2 separate regions of the Homo sapiens genome follow, and region 1 is linked to region 2. A link is a loop called in an ENCODE intact Hi-C map of the cell type or tissue named here. Cell type or tissue: PC-9. All regions are shown on one strand. Links, peaks and the distances in the headings refer to the core of each region. The heading gives the core; the rest is flanking DNA. Region 1 has its middle 60 kb from the start of GCNT1. Region 2 has its middle 120 kb from the start of GCNT1.

Region 1 (2,916 bases), core at 271-2,770, 58 kb before region 2:
TGGTATCTACTCATCATCCATCTAATAAAACAGTAGCCTGGGGAAACAGTCTCTTCCCTCACTTTCAGCCTGTTTGCATTGTCCCCACTTAATGTGAACTGAGAGTAAGAAGGTGCTGGGATTGTTGCACTCTCTTACAGGAAGCAGGAGAATTAACCAACACTGAGGAGAAATGGGGAGATACAAACTATCTCATGAGGCTGTCCTGCAAGCCCTGGAGCAAGCTGAGCCCAAGCCTGTTCATTTATATCATCCAATACATTTGATTGTTTAAGGGAGAGTGATTTTTTTTTTAAGCATTTCCATCGGAAAAGGTCTTCATTCACACTGCAGTCTGTTAGAACATATTTCTTCAGGCTTTCAGACTAGAACACCCTCACCTTTCAACATTCAGCTCAGATATCACCACCTCCATGAGGTTTTTTTGTTTTTGTTTTTGTTTTTGAGACAGTCTCGCTCCATCACCTAGGCTGGAGTGCAGTGGTGCAATCTTGGCTCACTGGAACTTCTGCCTCCAGAGTTCAAGAGATTCTCCTGCCTCAGCCTCCTGAGTAGCTGGGATTACAGGCGCCCACCATCACGCCTGTATAATTTTTGTATTTTCAGCAGAGACAGGGTTTCACCATGTTGGGCAGGCTGGTCTCGAACTCCTGACCTCAAGTGATCCACCCGCCTCGGCCTCCCAAAGTGCTGGGATTATAGGTGTGAGCCACTGCGCCTAGCCTATGAGATCTTTTCTGACCATCTGTGTCCCCCACGGCCTTACATAAATGTCCACTCTTTTCTCTGGCTTCCACAGTATCCTAGACAGAATTAATCACCATCATCTAAAATAGGCCATTGAACTTACTTGTGCACATATGTGTGATTTTTTTTTAAATCAACTTTATTTTTTAGAGCAGTTTTAAGTTCACAGCAAAATTAAGTGAAAAGTACAGAGAATTTCCATATTCCCATATACCCTCTACCTTTCCTGTCCCCAATTAATATTGGGGGATAATAGAAATATCCCCAATTACCTCCCCACTTTTATTTATTTATTGAGATGGAGTCTTGCTCTGTCACCCAGGCTGGAGTGCAGTGGCGCCATCTCAGCTCACTGCAACCCCTGTCTCCTGGGTTCAAGTGGTTCTCCTGCCTCAGGCATGCGCCACAACGCCTGGGTAATTTTTGTGTCTTTAGTATAGATGGGGTTTCACCGTGTTGGCCAGGCTGGTCTTGAACTCCTTACCTCAGGTGATCTGCCCACCTCAGCCTCTCAATGTGCTGGGATTACAGGCGTGAGCCACCGCGCCCAGCCATTGCTGCTACTTTTAATGGCAAAACCCACAATTACTTTTGCACCAACCTAATAAATCGATAAAGTCAATTAATTTGCTTAATTTTGATTAACCACTCTTAAGGGAAAAAAATAATTTTAGATATTTTTTCCTCAAATAGAAACCATAAACAATCGAGGGGGAAAATACGGACTTACTGATAACCTTTTATAATTTGGCTGAATTCAGCTTGTCTTTATTCTCCCTGTGAAATAAAACCTTACTGAAAACTAAACACCGCACCTGAATTAAAGTGTCCTGTCAGGTTTTTTTCCTGCCCACAAATATTTCTGTTCAGGAAATTTGATCTTTAGGAATCTAATGTCCTTTCCTCACTGCCTAAGCATGCAACTGAAATAACAGGGTGGGTGGACTGATCCCTCATGTGTGGTTACAGAGCTGCGGGCTCAGGCAGGTCGAAGTTCCTTCTGTTCACCAGGAGAAGAGAAGAAAGAACGAGGAGCCGGAGACAGTGCACTTTTGTGGGTCTCCAGCTGCATTCTTTCCCAAGCCATTTCTAGAAACTGCATGAGGGAGGTCAGGGTACACCTGTTTCCTAGGAAGCTGGACTCCACTTCGCATGAAGTGCAAACAAGGAAATAGGGATGGAGAGTGAAAACAGGGAAGAGTATGAGTGCAAAAGCTTGAAAAAAAATAGTATGCATTTTTGACTTAGGAGGGCAACAATAAACCAGTGGGACAAGAGAGAGGAAAGCCTTCCCCAGGAATCTTTCCTCATAACTTTGCGTGGTAGGTGGGCTGTGGGGACAGACATGATTCAGTACTGCTGTGTCACTTAACAGTTGAATCTGCCCTGGAGTGCAATGTCAGACGATGAGAAATTGCCTACTCTAATTTTTATAGCCATTTAAGAATGTTTCCCTCTACCTGGGCACTATTGACATTTTGGGCTAGATAATTCTTTGTTGTGGGGGTGGAGGCTGTCCTGTGCATTATGAATGTTTGGCAGCAGCCCTGGTCTCTACCTGTTAGATGCCAGTGGCAACCCCAACCCAACCCCAAGGCATCATCTTGTGATAAAGATGCCTCCAGACATTGTGAGATGTCTCTTGGAAGGTAAAATCGTCCCTGCTTGAGAACCCCTGATTTATAGGAATAATTTCGTTTCCATCGCAGTGCCTGTCTTATATTGGGCAGAGTGTTTACTATGTGAAAGTTACTGACTAGGTACAGGTTTACCTTGGTGAACCAAATATTCATGATTGCTGCTCGTATGGGACTTAAATCTGATGAGTGAAAAGATGGATGGGTGAATGTAGGATGTCTCAAAAAGCAGATGTGATTTCTCTTAGGAATCAACCAGTGTTAAAAAGAAAAAATGTCACCCAGCCTACTTCCTTTCTACTCAATCACAGGGGGTTAAAAAGAATCCTTGTGTGAGGCAGGCCAAGGAGTCCCCCATCAGATAACTCAGGAAAAAAAAGCAATAATGTTGGCTGGGCATGGTGGCTCACACCTGTAATCCCAGCACTTTGGGAGGCTGAGGCAGGCAGATCATGAGGTCAGGAGTTCGACACCAGCCTGACCAACATGGTGAAACCCCATCTCTACTAAAAATACAAAAATTAGCCTGTTG
Region 2 (2,916 bases), core at 284-2,783:
TATATGGGATGCCTGGGTGGAGGTAGGGGCAGTACACAGCCATAACATGCTAGATCCTGTGAGACCAGAACCCAGTAAGCTGATGGGGAGTGTGTTGAAGAGCTTCCAATTTAACTCAATTTGCCTGTTTAGCTGATTTCACTACTGTGAACTTTGAAACAGCAAGATTCCTCCTATGATCATATCCCCACCTCCAAATTTACTTCTCTTTATTTCATCTGTAGAAATAACCTCTGGGTTCTGATACACTTAGGAGCTTCTAGGGCTTCCCTTATCTTTACTGTCTACTGTCTAGATATGTATGGAATCTAGTTGAACTATCCCCTGTGTCAGTAAAAGAAGCTAACTAAATGGTATCTCTGGGTCTGAAGATTTCTTGATTCCTACGGCTTTCATTTACGCAAAAGGAAAGAACTTGATTTTTTTTCTGTATATTATGAATAAAATCTCATTTTTGGCGCTTTTATGAGATACTCTAATACATATTTAAATTGCTTTTCATTTATTCTTGGATTCTAGAATAATACGTTAGTAAGTACAAAACCAAACCAACAAAGAACCTCAAAACTACTAGCCCTACACTGATTACACATAAAGACTGGACTCTAACATTGCTCTGTGTTCTAAGGGGCCTGGGCTTCATTTTTAAGATTCAAGAAAAAAAGCACAAAAAGGAACCCAGCCCTTTCAAAAGAAGAAATGAGGATGAAGGTGGGGGAAGGCAGAGTTAAGCTAAATCTCCGTGCTAGAGAAAGAGCGTGTGTATTACAAGGAAGTGGTCTGTTCTAGCAGGCAGTTGGGCGATGAGGTTGAGGGAGGTGGAACAGTTGACTCATGGCTCCGTCTTGCATTTGGTTTGCTGCTAAGAGCCTTTAAAATTCTTAACTATTTCTGGGGGCTTTCTTAGCTCAGTAGTCACTGAGAGAAATGAGCTGAGCTAAGGAGTGCAAGGGGAAACAGGCTCCCTGAAGGGTGACCCAGAGGGTGTCGCTTTCTGGGCACTGGTTTTAACTGGATTGGATGACATTTGGGGATTAAGTCAGTCTCCTGGATATCTCATTATTCATCCATTTGTTCCTTTTGGAAATAGTTATTGCATACATAGGGTTTTCAGATGATTTAAACCAAAACACCAGACTCACAAAAAATTTATAGACAAAAATAATCATATTCCATTGATATGGAAAACTTATTGATGATCAGTTAAAGATGGTGGTTTCAACATCTATGTTTATCTCTGTTCTCTCCAAACATTCCAATAAAATGAAAATGGATGATTTTTTTTTTTTTTTTTTTTTTTTTTGAGACGGAGTCTCACTCTGTCGCCTAGGCTGGAGTGCAGTGGTGCAGTCTTGGCTCACTGCAAGCTCCGCCTCCCGGGTTCACGCCATTCTCCTGCGTCAGCCTCCCGAGTAGGTGGGACTACAGGCGCCCGCCACCACGCCCGGCTAATTTTTTGTATTTTTAGTAGAGACGGGGTTTCACTGTGTTAGCTGGGATGGTCTCGATCTCCTGACCTCGTGATCCGCCCGCCTCAGCCTCCCAAAGTGCTGGGGTTACAGGCGCAAGCCACCGTGCCTGGCCGATTTTTTTTTTTTTAAGGCACAAACCCATAAGGACAAAGAGACTTGGAGTGGAGGAAACACCAAGGAAAAATGGAAAGATGGAAAGCTGACGGATGAGTGTGAGCTGACCCAGCAGATTCGGTGAGGCCAACACCTAAGCTGGCAGTGAGGGAAAGTGAGTCATCCATCCTATTTGCACCACAGAACCACAAAAATGCTCAGAAATTGGGGCCACCAGGAATTTCTAAAATGAGGGTAAATGGGAAAACAGAGTCAGTCAAAAGTCTTTTTAAGAAGCAGTTAGGCCGGGCGCAGTGGCTCACGCCTGTAATCCCAGCACTTTGGGAAGCCGAGGCGGGCGGAACACGAGGTCAAGAGATGTGAAACCCCGTCTCTACTAAAAAAAAACTACAAAAAATTAGCTGGGCGTGGTGACGGGCGCCTGCTACTCAGGAGGCTGAGGCAGGAGAATGGTGTGAACCTGGGAGGTGGAGCTTGCAGTGAGCTGAGATCGCACCACTGCACTCCAGCCTGGGCGACAGAGCGAGACTCCGTCTCAAATAAATAAATAAAGAAGCAATTAGACTCCCAGCTTCCTTCTCAATGCCTTGCAGCAGAAGACCTGCCCCTCCCCTCACCTTTGCACTAGACTGGAAATTTAGTTTCTAGAGCTGTACTGCTCAATACGGCAGCCACTAAGTACATGTGGTTTCCGAACTCTTTAAGTCTGGTTATTCTAAATTGAAATGTGGGTTAAGTGTGAAATACATGCCAGATTCTGAAGGCTCGGTACAATTATAAAAGATTTTTAAAAACATTGATTATATGTTGTAGGCTGGGCTCAGTGGCTCACACCTGTAATCACAGCACTTTGGGAGGCTGAGGAGGATGGATCACTTGAGCCCAGAAGTTCAAGATCAGCCCGGGCAACATAGCAAAATCCCATCTCTACAAAAAATACAAAAATTAGCCAGGTATGGAGGCACATGTGTGTAGTCCCAGCAACTTGGGAAGCTGAGGCAGGAGAATCACCTGAGCCTGGGAAGGTCAAGATTGCGGTAAGCCATGGTAACATCACTGCACTCCAACCTGGGCAACAGGGCAAGACTCTTATCTCAATAAATAAGTAAATAATGGAAACATTGATTATATGTTGAAACAATAATATTTTTGATCAATGGGATTAAATAAAACACATTAAAATTAATTTCTCCTGTATATTTTTATTATTTTTTCATGTGACTGATAGAAAATCTAAAATGACTTCCGTGGCTCCCATGAGATTTCTGTTGGACAGCGCTGCTCCGGAGAGTATGAACCAATGGTGACTAGGGGACAAGGGGACAGCAGA

Evidence for each region. A loop is a pair of places that touch in the nucleus more often than their neighbours do. Peaks named below come from ENCODE experiments on the same cell type or tissue, not always from the same donor. Only the 100,000 strongest peaks of a DNase experiment are listed, where the experiment ranks them.
Region 1: a loop joins it to region 2, with 6 times the contacts of the local background. A loop is called at or near these places in 3 of 110 quality-filtered maps.

What each region holds. Positions count from the first base shown.
Region 1 is chr9:76,517,557-76,520,472 of GRCh38, forward strand. No RefSeq gene overlaps it. Among named protein-coding and RNA genes, the nearest start is that of GCNT1, 60 kb to the left of the region's middle. In PC-9, for the core only: no CTCF peak of the experiment used is centred there; DNase peaks (open chromatin) are centred at 1,655 and 2,085; H3K4me3 peaks cover 536 bases; H3K27ac peaks cover 1,580 bases.
Region 2 is chr9:76,575,711-76,578,626 of GRCh38, forward strand. No RefSeq gene overlaps it. Among named protein-coding and RNA genes, the nearest start is that of GCNT1, 120 kb to the left of the region's middle. In PC-9, for the core only: no CTCF peak of the experiment used is centred there; DNase peaks (open chromatin) are centred at 1,791 and 2,141; H3K4me3 peaks cover 1,693 bases; H3K27ac peaks cover 1,948 bases.